Linked DNA regions of Homo sapiens: region 2 is linked to region 1. Evidence: chromatin contacts called from ENCODE Hi-C or POLR2A ChIA-PET data. All regions are on one chromosome and are shown on one strand. Each heading gives the region's core, a stretch centred on a gene start or an enhancer-like site at or near the end of the contact. The rest is flanking DNA. Distances are from core to core; before and after follow the strand shown. Region 1 overlaps IGFBP-AS1 (IGFBP5 antisense RNA 1). Region 2 has its middle 22 kb from the start of TNP1.

What was found. A loop is a pair of places that touch in the nucleus more often than their neighbours do. ChIA-PET counts read pairs that join two places held with the same protein, here RNA polymerase II (POLR2A). Pooled maps may share reads with other maps.
Region 2: a map of chondrocyte shows a loop between it and region 1 (2.6-fold over the local background). The contact joins two enhancer-like sites. A Hi-C loop is called at or near these places in 6 of 168 maps with a recorded cell type or tissue (Right ventricle myocardium superior, chondrocyte and heart left ventricle) and 4 of 50 pooled maps. POLR2A ChIA-PET finds 5 or more read pairs at or near these places in 2 of 52 experiments (H1 and MCF 10A).

What each region holds. Positions count from the first base shown.
Region 1 is chr2:216,711,389-216,717,060 of GRCh38, reverse strand. It overlaps IGFBP-AS1 (IGFBP5 antisense RNA 1), which reads right to left. Exons shown (of 6, transcript NR_187138.1): 2 at 4,592-4,681. Among named protein-coding and RNA genes, the nearest start is that of IGFBP5, 19 kb to the right of the region's middle. Within about 2 kb of position 3,285, at least 13 of the 41 ENCODE cell types and tissues checked have a DNase peak (open chromatin) inside an H3K27ac peak, as active enhancers do.
Region 2 is chr2:216,835,719-216,841,390 of GRCh38, reverse strand. No RefSeq gene overlaps it. Among named protein-coding and RNA genes, the nearest start is that of TNP1, 22 kb to the left of the region's middle. Within about 2 kb of position 3,095, at least 3 of the 41 ENCODE cell types and tissues checked have a DNase peak (open chromatin) inside an H3K27ac peak, as active enhancers do.

The sequences.
Region 1 (5,672 bases), core at 2,036-4,535:
CTCTTCAGATCATCCACTGTCGCAGAACACAAGACAACACACTATCAATGTTTTAATGTACAGTAAACTCTTGACATTCCCAAGGATTATATCTCAAGATCTTCATGAATCCCCAAATTTAAGAAAATGGGAATATCAGAGACAAACCCGAGAGCCTTTACGAAGAGGTTCTTAACTCTAAGTCTGATCTACATCAGCATAGGCTTAAGGAAGGGATGTCCTAGTTTGAGGCTGAGTTATGGGTGAAGTGCCACCCACTTTACAGATGAGGAAACTGAGGCTAAAGGGGTATATGGTTTTGTCTGTGACCCTGAGCTAAATGAGAGTTCAAGGTGTGGCAAAAAGAAGAAAAATGCCTTGGCAGGGTCAGCAGGGGACTGGTTGGTGCCTGCACTGGCCAATAAATTGGAGGGACAGGGAAAACAGCAGAAATCCTGCCCTCCCATGTGCACTAACACGTTGAGTCCTCCCATTTGACCAGACCCAGCTTTTCCAGGAGCTGGAGTCAGGCACATTGTCTGGGTTTAGAGAATGAGATACTGGTGGGCTGAACAGCCTGCCCTGGCCCAGGAGGCCCCTCACTCACTGCGGTAAAGTGTGGGCTTCCAGGCATTAGAGCTGGGACCCAAATGTCTCCCAAGAAGGTAGCCAAGAAGCCAAGGAGCAGACGTTTACCCTGGATGCCACAGGAACCACTTGGTTCCAGAGGACTCGTCCTACCAGGCAAACAGGAGAGCTTGCCAGAGCTGGAAACCTGGAACCAGCTTGCTTCCTCACCTCTGTCCCACACTTAACACTATTTAATATTGGTCAAGTCTTCTGACAAACTAGCATCAAACAGTGGCAAATCTGTCCTGAACAAAAAGATTCAGACATCCCAGCCTGGCAATGGCACTTACACTGCTATTCCAGGGCAACCAGAGTGCTCCGGGCAATCTCTTTTTTTCTTTTTTTTTAAGACAGTCTCACTGTGTCACCAGGCTGTAGTACAGTGGCACAATCTCAGCTCACTGCGACCTCCGCCTCCCGGGTTCAAGCGATTCTCCTGCCTCAGCCTTCCAAGTAGCTGGGACTACAAGCGCGCAACACCAAGCCCAGCTGATTTTTGTATTTTTAGTAGAGATGGGGTTTCACTGTGTTGACCAGGATGATCTCGATCTCTTGACCTCGTGATCCGCCCACCTCGGCCTCCCAAAATGCTGGGATTACAGGCATGAGCCACTGCTCCCGGCCTGGGCAATCTTTTTGGAGTTTGTTGCAACCTGTGATGCCTGGCTCCAGGATCGAGCCAGGGGCTAACAGCCCTCACCTGCCACTCCCTTTGCACAGCCCGGAGCCAGCTGTGTGGAGTCTGCCATTCCTAGACCGGCAGAGGACTGATTCAACTCCTGCCAGAGTTCCCTGAGTCCTAGCCCCAAGCTTTTTCTCGCCGCGCCCACAAAGCCCTTGCTGGATACCCCTCTCTCATGCACTCAAACCTCTCTAAGATTTATTTTTCCCCACCACGCCTAAGCTCTTAGGGCTTCTGGCTTCATATTTTATCTCCTTGGTGGCTCGCCAGAGAGAAGAAAGAGGAGTGCAGGACAGCGATCTGAAATAATGACAGAAAGAAAGGGGGAAGATCACATATGACTCTAAGACTCCCAGCTAGCTCCTTCTTCCCAGTGACCTACTGGAGAAATTTAATTAAGAAGATCTATCGGTCAAGTTTCTGGAGGGCCTCTGGAATTCTCCAAGGATCTCCAAGGACTTGAGAAATGTTTTGAAATAGAAAATTAACAATTACGGAATCATTCAAAAAACAAAACAAAACAAACACTGAAATGACCTCTGGCCTAGATATTTCTATTTGCCTTGGTACCCCAAATGTCCTACATGCAGATGTGCGTGCACACCAGCTCCACAAAAACCTGAAGATGCCAGGGACTGGGCCCACCCAAGTGGAGTTGCCAGAGTTAACAAATAAAAATATAGCACACTCAATTAAATTTGAATTTTAGACAAATAATTTTTGCGGGCATCTGTAATCCCAGCTACTCAGGAGGCTGAGGCAGGAGAATCACTTGAACTTAGGAGGCAGAGGTTGCAGTGAGCTGAGATCGTGCCACTGCACTCCAGCCTGGGCAAAAAGAACAGAACTCTGTCTCAAATAATAATAATAATAATGTTTAATATAAATGTGTCTACTATGGAGTGGGACACATTTTTACTGCAATTTATTAGTTGTTTATCTGAAATTCAAATTTAACTGGACTCCCTAGATTTTATCAGGCTTCCCTAACCCTCAGGCCTCTGCCTCTAGGTTCTCCACAGAGGTACTCTCACCTAGGCCCACATAAACATTCTGTCCACTAATGTGAACCTCGATCCATTGTGAATTCTCCCTATTTGCATGTAGTCATCTAAAATATTACCCAGGGCTGGGGGGCTGGGGAGTAGTGCATTTTTTTCATGCCTCTTACCACCTGCCTGACCCCTGATCTCACTCAGGAATGTCATCCATGAGTCGAAATCTAGTCATCTAATTTTGGAGGCCCTTCCCCCTCACCAGGCCACGCAGAGACACTGTCCCTGGGACCTGTGGTGCAAGGAAATTGCCCTCATTGATGGCCATGGCCCATGCAATGCTGAAAGGAAGGAGGTGCCCACCTGGAAATTCTGGGGTTTTAAAAGGCTCCCTACCTGGAGAGATCCAACCAGACTGCACTTGCCCTTGAGTACTAGGAGTACTCAAACTCACCAAATGTCAAAGACCTTTGGCATCTCGGAAGGTTCTTAGCTCACCCGTTCTAAATTCTCCCTCCACAGCAGTCCTGGGAGAGGAAGTTTGGGTTAAGAAAAAGGCTAAAAGTATTGGCTCGTGTAAAAAGTTTAATTTCCAGATGCTAGAGAAAATCAAAGAAGTGGCTTAGATTGCTTTTTCTGGTTTCTAAGGTAACATCACAGAGATGTCCAGGTCAGTGGGGGTGCTGTCATAGCAGCTCTCTTGCTAAAGGGCCAGAGGAGTGTTTTGTGCCTGTTATGAATGGTCCCGACCCTGTACTCCATAGAGACAGACCATGGCCCTGGAGCCAGGGTCTCAGGACCTCTCTTATTCTTTTCTTGGCACTCAGTCTGGAGAGCTGGGCATCCGCCAAGTGGGTGGGCTGTCTCTTCCAATAGAGAAGAGAAAAGATCTCCCGAGTCTCTGGTAGGACTCCTTGAAACATCTCCCTTGGGGCTTTTCCCTTGGTCGGCATGTGTGAACAAGACTCCCTCATGTTTCTGACTCACTCTGAAATGAGTTCTGCCCAGAGCTCGGGTCTCTAGCTGGCAGCTTGGCAATGAGCCTGGGATAGTGGGGAAAGGAGGCATTCTTCCCAGGTTTCCAAAGCTGACTTGCCTCAGAGATGCAAGCCCCCAGCCAGCCTTCTTCTAGGCTTCTATTTCCAGGTTGGGAGAATGGGTTCACTGAGCCAGCCAGATATTGTGGGAAGGAACAAAGAGATGATGTCTGTGAACGTATGGTGAATTCTCAAAAAAATAGGGCTGAGATCCAAAACATCAGGCATCTTGCAAAGGTAAGATATAGTTTAAAACTTTCAAAACAGATTTTATGTCTCCAGAATCTCTCCCTTGAGAAATTCAGAGTCTGATCTCTGGTCTCCTTGAAACCAATCAATTAAAAAAAAAATTGAGCTACAAGGCTTCCAAAGGAGCGGGGGCCGGGGGAAAGGCCAGGTGCAGTGGCTCACGCATATAATCCCAGCACGTTGGGAGGCCAAGGTGGGCAGATCACCTGAGGTCAGGAGTTCGAGACCAGCCTGGCCAACATGGCAAAACCCAGTCTCTACTAAAAATACAAAAATTAGCTGGGTGTGGTGGCAGGCGCCTGTAATCCCAGCTACTCAGGAGGCTGAGGCAGGAGAATCGCCTGAACCCAGGAGGCCAAGTTTGTATTGAACCGAGATCACACCATTGCACCACAGCCTGGGCAACAACAGCGAAACTCCATCTCAAAAAAGAAGAAGAACAATGAGAAGAAGAGTTCAAACTGCAGCAAGAGGAACATTGTTGGATGCTACAGGAGTTTCCTAAGCATGAAAGTTGTCTAGCTTGAAAACTGATGGAAGAATGAACTCCTGTCGTGCAGCACCTTGCAGAGTTGACATTCCATGAAGACACAGAATGCCCAAACCCTTCGAGGTGAGAGAAGAAGAGGACTTCTGTGACAGCCAAGCAGCACTCACAATCAGAAAATCCATGGCGGTGTTCTCATAAAGGCTCTTTGGGTTGCAAGGAACAGAAACCCCCTCCAACTAGTTCAAGGGAATAGAGGCGTGGTTGAAAAGGTACCAGGAATGTCATGGGAAAATGGGGAAGATGTCATGGGTCCCTGGAACGGGAGAACCAAAAGCCTTTGTGATCCAGGGCCATTGTCTCTTGATTCCATCCTCCTCGCCTGCTGCTATTTGTTCCTCTTATCCTTCTTCCAATATTCCATCCTCCTAAGGCTTCTCACCTCCCATGACTGCCCCTAACTGATCCTTCCTCCTGTGTGCCTTTCATTCTTTCATTTATGAAAGAGAGAATCGAATTGTCCCAGACTCACCCGTGGGTGGATTCCGATAGGATCAGGTGTCCTGCCTTGAGCAGTCACTGTGATGGAGCAGGAGGCGTTCAAAGCACTGAGGCTCGCTCCCTGTGAACAGAGGCAGGACAGGCAATTATCACTAGGCCTGGTACAGAAGGAAAGGGGAATACATTAAGAGGAGAAGCCAAGGCTATCTTAAAAAGAGAGAACACTCTTTGCTATCCACAGTGAATGTGAAGAGTTGGAACTTCAGGTCGAAAGCCCATTTACTTATTGAACAGTATGCTTAAGAAGGTTATGTATATTATCCTGTTTTGCATTCCCACCATTGTGGGTTAAATTATTTCCGTTTTACAAGTGAGGAGCACTGAAGCTCAAAATGGCACACACCAAGGTCACTCAGCTGAGGGAGGCATCGTGGTCCAACTCAGTTTTGTGTGACTCCCAGCTGGTATGTTTTCGGACAGAGTCAGACTCTGAACAAGGGTGTCCCTCTGAAACTTGAGTCAAATGAGATGCAGACAATTAAAGTCAAGCTACTCTCCAAATCACACTACATGAGGAGGAATGGGATGAGAGAGGAAGGCCAGGGGGAGGTAAATGGATTTTGCTTTCTGAGAAATAGGAAGGATGTAGGGGTAGAAAGATGGAAGATGTGTGGCCTGTCTGAGAACTCTGGGGGTGAGGCACGGGGTGGCAAAGAAAAATGAAATCCAAGGCCATAGAAAAGTACATACTTTAAAGGAGTGGGTTTTTCTGTTGTTGTTCTTTGTTCCTATACCAGAAGTGCCTATTAAAAAAAAAACAAAAAAAAAAAAACAAAAAAAAACAACAACAAAAAAAAACTCTGCTGTTGCTCCAGCAACGAACAGAGCCAGAGCCCTGCAAGGCCTTTGCCAGGTCAAGAGCTTTTTCTATTCCCGCTACCCCCAACATTTCTATTGTCAAGGAGGAAGAGCCGAGGCCGCCGAGACACACCACTCAGAAGACTCAGCAGAAACCCGGACCTTGCTTGAAATAGAAGGGAAGTTAAAGACAGGTATAGGGAAGTGGGTGGGGTGAGAGGGATACTACGGGCTCTGCCCAGTGATACCTGAAG
Region 2 (5,672 bases), core at 1,846-4,345, 120 kb before region 1:
GTTCTTACTACAGACCTATCTCTGCTCTTCTTGGGCCCAGGGGTGCTCCTAGAACCTACCTCTATGAACTCTGTATAAGGGCACTCTTGCCAACTGGCTCTGGTTCGGTTTGGCCAACAGAAGACATCAGCTTGAGATGATGAGTTGGGAGGAAAGACATTTGGGGTGTCTTTCTTGCTCCATTCCTAATTTTGGCCTCCTTTTAATAGTGTCTATTCCTCTAAAGCCAGGCAGCACCTCCTCTACTATTCCAGCTCTCACTGGGATTCTTGTAACACTGATCCCTCCCCTTCCCCTCTAAGGCCAAAGTGTGTCCATGGTGTTCCACTGTTGCTAGTCTCTAGGTGCCTTGGCATTTCTTATTGGTTTCTTTAAACCTGTCCACACCTTTGAAAGTAGTGCTTTGTTGTTTCTTTCATTCTTTTTTTTTTAAATTTGAACCATTTGAGTTGAATTCTGGAACCTGACTGATACATATTTTATCAGTCAGTGAAACACTCTTGCATTCCTCTTCAAACATGCTTCCAGGCAAAAACAAACAAACAAAAAAATAAATAACTACTGAGGATTCCTTATTCTTACACATAGGCGCACACACATGGACATGGAAATAAATGGGTACTACCCTAGGGATACAAATAGATTTTAATTTCTATGACAATACTGCCAAATTGGTAGCACCTGTCAGGAACACTGAGTTGAGAAGGATTCTGTCTGTGCAGTAGGCTGAATAGTGGCCCTAAAAATGATACGCCCACATCCTAAAGCCCAGAACCTATGAATGTGACCTTATTTGAAAATAGGGTATTTGCAGATAATTAAGGATCAAGATGATAGCTCCCAGGATTTAGGGTGTACCCTAAACCCAATGACTGATCATTGAGAGAAAGGCCAACAGAGATTTGAGACACAGAGAGAAGTTCGTGTGAAGATGAAGCACAGATTGGAGTGATTCATCTACCAGTCAAAGGCTCCCAGCAGCCCCAGAAGCTAGGAGAGAGGCATGGAAGAGAGTTGCCCTCAGAGTCTTCCCGAAGGAACCAATCCTGCAAACATCTTGATTTCAAACCACTGGCCACTGGCCTTCAGAACTAAGAGAATAAATTTCTGTTGTTTTAAACCAGCAAGTCTGTGATAATTTGCCCAGCAGCCCTGGGAAACTAATCCAGTCTGCACCTTAACTCAGCTGAACAAAGTCCCATGCAGAGTCCGGGGCAGGACTCTACCGTCACTAGGCTATCCAGTTTGGACAGCTGGAAGAGCCACTGGCCTGTATGAGCATCTGTGCTCCGATGGGCTTCCTTATGAAAATGTGTGTATGTGGGCATTCTAGACTCCGGGAAACCAGTGAAATGCAGCACATACGGCACTCCAGAGAATACTAAAAGATGACCCGAAAGAATATGCAGACAGTTACAGTTAGAGTCTCAGGTTTCCTTGTGAGTATATGCATGTGCACACACACCCACAGCCTGAAGGCAGAGATGATATCTGTTTCATTTAGTGTTCTTTTTCTCCACCTGTCCTTGTGCCATATGGTGCTTTGCACACACTAGGCATGGGATCACAGTTTGATGAATGAAGGAAGGAGAGAAGAAAATGAATTCATTAGTTAGTGAATTCCCAGGATATGGACTGGAGCCAAAAGAAGCAGGTTGCTCTTGGATACACCAATAAATCCCTGTGCTGATCTATCCTTCCAAATAGGTGCAAAATGCTAAATTAAGAATCATAAATCTGTGGGAAAGTCAGAATATGAATCAAATTGATTTACCTGTGCCAAGAATTAGTTCAAACCTGTGCAGGCTCTTGCCTACAACCCTCAGACACACTCTTTTCTAGCACACTTGGGTATATAAGAAGGACTAAGTGACCCTGCTAGGTTAAACGTCTCAGTTTGATGACCAATTAAGGCAGCATGGCCAGAAGTCAGGGATGCAGACTCTGAAGCAAGCCTTCCTGGACTCACATCCCAGCTCTGCCACTGACTATTGGTGTGACCAAGGGAAGATGAGGTAACCTCTCTTTACCTCAGTTCCTGCATCTGTAAAATGGGGATAATCGTTGTACAACTTCATAGAGTTACTGTGAGGATTACATGACTTACTATTTATAGACTCCTTAAAACACTGGCTAATATAAAGAGCACCACAAATATGTTTACTGTTGTTATTCTTCCTTTTTGCATTCAGGTATAGCTTGACCAATGGACAAATTAGAGCTCTCAGCCAAGCGTGCTGGCTCACGCCTGTAATCCCAGCACTTTGGGAGGCGGAGGCAGGAGGATCACCTGAGCCCAAGAGTTCAAGGCCAGACATAATGAGACCCTTATCTGTACAAAAATACAAAAAAATAAAAATTAGCCAGGCATAGTGGTGCATGCCTATAGTCCTAGCTACTTGGGAGGCTGAGGTGAGAGGATCCTTGAGCTTGGGAAGTTGAGGTTGCATTGAGCCAAGACCCTGCCACTGCACTCCAGCCTGTGACTGAGAGACCCTGTCTCCAACAACAACCAAAAAAGAAAAGAAAAGAAAAGAAAAAAGCACGAAAAACCAAACAAACAAACAAACCGAACAACAACAAAAACAACACATCTGAGCTCACAAAACTTAACTCTGGACCTCAGAATATTCTAGCATCAGATGAAGGACTGAAGGATGGTATAGACAATGACTCATGCCGGGGAGCCCATAGTAGCCCATCAGCGAAGTGCGAGAAGTTAGTGGGACAGGCTAAGTCACAGATGAGAAGGCAGTAGAGGCAGGAAAAATGCCCTCCATTCTCCAATATGGACAGAAGTATTGCAGGAAGCTGGAGGCCTTGTATAAAATGCATTCTTTGCTTTGCATGGTCCTCAACCCTCTTTTCTTCTTTTCTGAGCTGAGAACACTGTCATTTTATGAAAAGAATAACAAAGATGCATATATGCCTATAAATGGAAGATGAAGTGGTGACTGAGGGCTTCCTCCTGCCAAGGAAAACAAGTGCAAGGCAGCTGGAGAGAGAGGAGCCACGGAAGTCTACAGAACCAGAAGCGCTCCATCTCCCTGGGACCTGGCTCTGGTCTGTGCAGGCTTGGCCGTCTGGGAACGGCAGCTCCATGGTCCTGCGGGAGAGACCTGCCAGGAACCTTGGGGCCACAAATCAGGAGTTGCTGGGAGCTGAATGCTGCAATTTGCCATGGGAAAAGAAAGAGACAATTGGAGGCTGGTGGCCCAGAGAAACCACTGCTGAATTTGAGAGACATCGACTGAAAGATTGCTGTGTGTGAGGCATGGAACCATGGGGCAGAATAAGCAAGGCTGGCATGCTTTCTGTCCTTGAAGACCTAGAGTCAATGGGGAGGAGACCTGTGAAAGTGAGAGTAAGACACATACAGATGTGACTGCACCTTCCGAAGCATCAGCTCTGCTTTGAATCCGGAAGAACTAGGTTTCTGAGCCGCAGGGGGCTCGCTCAGTTTAAGGAAGTGACATTGGAGAAGTTGTGAAGGAAGGGCAGGATTTAGACAAGGGGAGACGGGGCCATAGGAGGGCAAGTGACTGATGTGACCCGGTATGGAGGCAGGGAGAAAATGGCACCTTTTGGTGGGGGGATGAGGAGGAGCAAGGGATCCAATTTGACAGGTTGGGCAAAAATGTGACAAAAAATGTGTAAGTGCACAACTTGGTAGAGTGCTCTTGAAACCAGGCTGGGCAATCTGTGCCTGGTTCTGGAAGCAACGGAAACTCACTGAAGGGGTGGGAGGCTAGAGAGCATGTGACCAGCACTGGAGCCCAGGCTCTAGGATAACTTATGGGCAGCAAGTGAAGATGGACTGGAACAGAAAGAAAGAAGACTCCTTATGGCTGTCAGCCCTTGGAAAGAAGGAAACCTAAGGCTTTTGTGCGACTTAAAAAACAAAAAAAATCTAGCCAGGTATGGTGACTCACACCTGTAATCCCAGCACTTTTGGAGGCCAAGGGAGGCTGATTGCTTGAGGCCAAGAGTTTGAGATGAGCCTGGGCAACACAGGAAGACCCCATCTCTACAAAAGCTAGAAAAATTAGCCACGTGTGGTGGCGTGCACTGGTAGTCCCAGCTACCCGGGAGGCTGAGGTGAGAGGATCACTTGAACCCAGGGAGGTCGAGGCTGCCGTGAGCCATGATTGTGCCACTGCACTCCAGCCTGGGTGACAGAGAGAGACCCCATTTCAAAGTAATAATAATAATAAATAAATAATCAAAATTCCCTACCACAATTTACCTATGAGGACACCACTCTGCCCATCCTTCCTGCCTCATCTTGTGCCACCTTCCTGTGCTCCAGCAGCACTGGCTGGCTTTCTGGTCCTCTGACACACCAAGCCTTTTTGATCTCAAAGCCTTAGCTTGTCTCCAAGATGGTCACCATCCCTTCCCTCCTTGACGACACCAGCCATTTTCCCTTTGAGAAGGAGAGTCTAATTCTCCATGTCCTACAGTCTGGACTGTGACTTCCTTGATCAACAGGATACTGCAGAAGTGATACTAGCCCAGCCTAGGTCTAGTCTTTAAAAAGACAAGTGGTTTCCTCTTCCTTGCTCACTCTGGACAAAGCCAGGCTCCACAGAAGAAATTCAACCATCCCGAGCCCTCCATGCCATTAGAAAGCCCAAACTAGCCATGTGGAGAAGCTACATGGAGAGAGAGCGTTGATAGCAACCTCCACCTATTCCAGCCAGCCTAACCCAAAGGCCAGGCAAGGGAGTGAAGGGACTATCTTGAATATCCATTCAGCCAAGTCCAGCCTTCTGATGACTCCAGCCCCAGCAGCTGTCTGACTACCACTGCGTGAGAGACTCCGGTGGGAATTGACACCCAGCAGAGGCCAATCAATCCACAGGTCTGTGGGAAATAATAATAATAATACCTTTTTGTTCTAAGCCACTAAATTTTGGGGTAGTTTTGTCTTCTCTCTAGAATATTCTGTCTCCCTCACCCATAAGCTGACATCCCCCATGGCTGGTCATTGTCAAACTTCAGGCCCCAGCCCACTTTAGGGCCTTCCTTTCCCACCCTACCTACATACCCCGGGTCCCCACCACCCTGAATGTCATTGTGTTACTCATACTCCTTGCACCCTTCCTGATGTGTCTCATAAATGACTTATTCTGTTAGTGACTGCTACCTCTCTCCCTTCACTAAACATGGGCCCTCTGAGGTTAGAAGCCATGAATACTTGAACCACTATTTCATTACCATACCTAGCAGACAGTATGTGTTCAATAAATATTTGTCAAATGGGTGAATAAGTCATAATCTCTCTACATAGCACAGAGCCACCAACAGGATGATGATAAATTTCCAGAGCCCCAGTGGTCTAACAAGCAAATAAGTGAGTAATTACATTTAGCTGTGACATTAGTCTTGCTCCAAGGGGTTCATAAGCTACTTTAAAAGTCTTTAAAGTATGTTCCTTCTGTATCCCCCAAAGCAGCTCATCTAAGAAGGGCTGCATAGAAGCTGTTCATTACATAGTCACTGATTTATTGATAGAAAATTGAATCAAAAAGCAAGTCTGGTCAACAGAGCAAGATCCCATCTCTACAAAAAATTAAAAATAAATTAGCTGGCATGGTAGCATGTGCCTGTAGTCTCAGCCACTCAGGGTGTTGAGGCAGAGGATGGCTTAAGCCCAGGAGGTCAAGGCT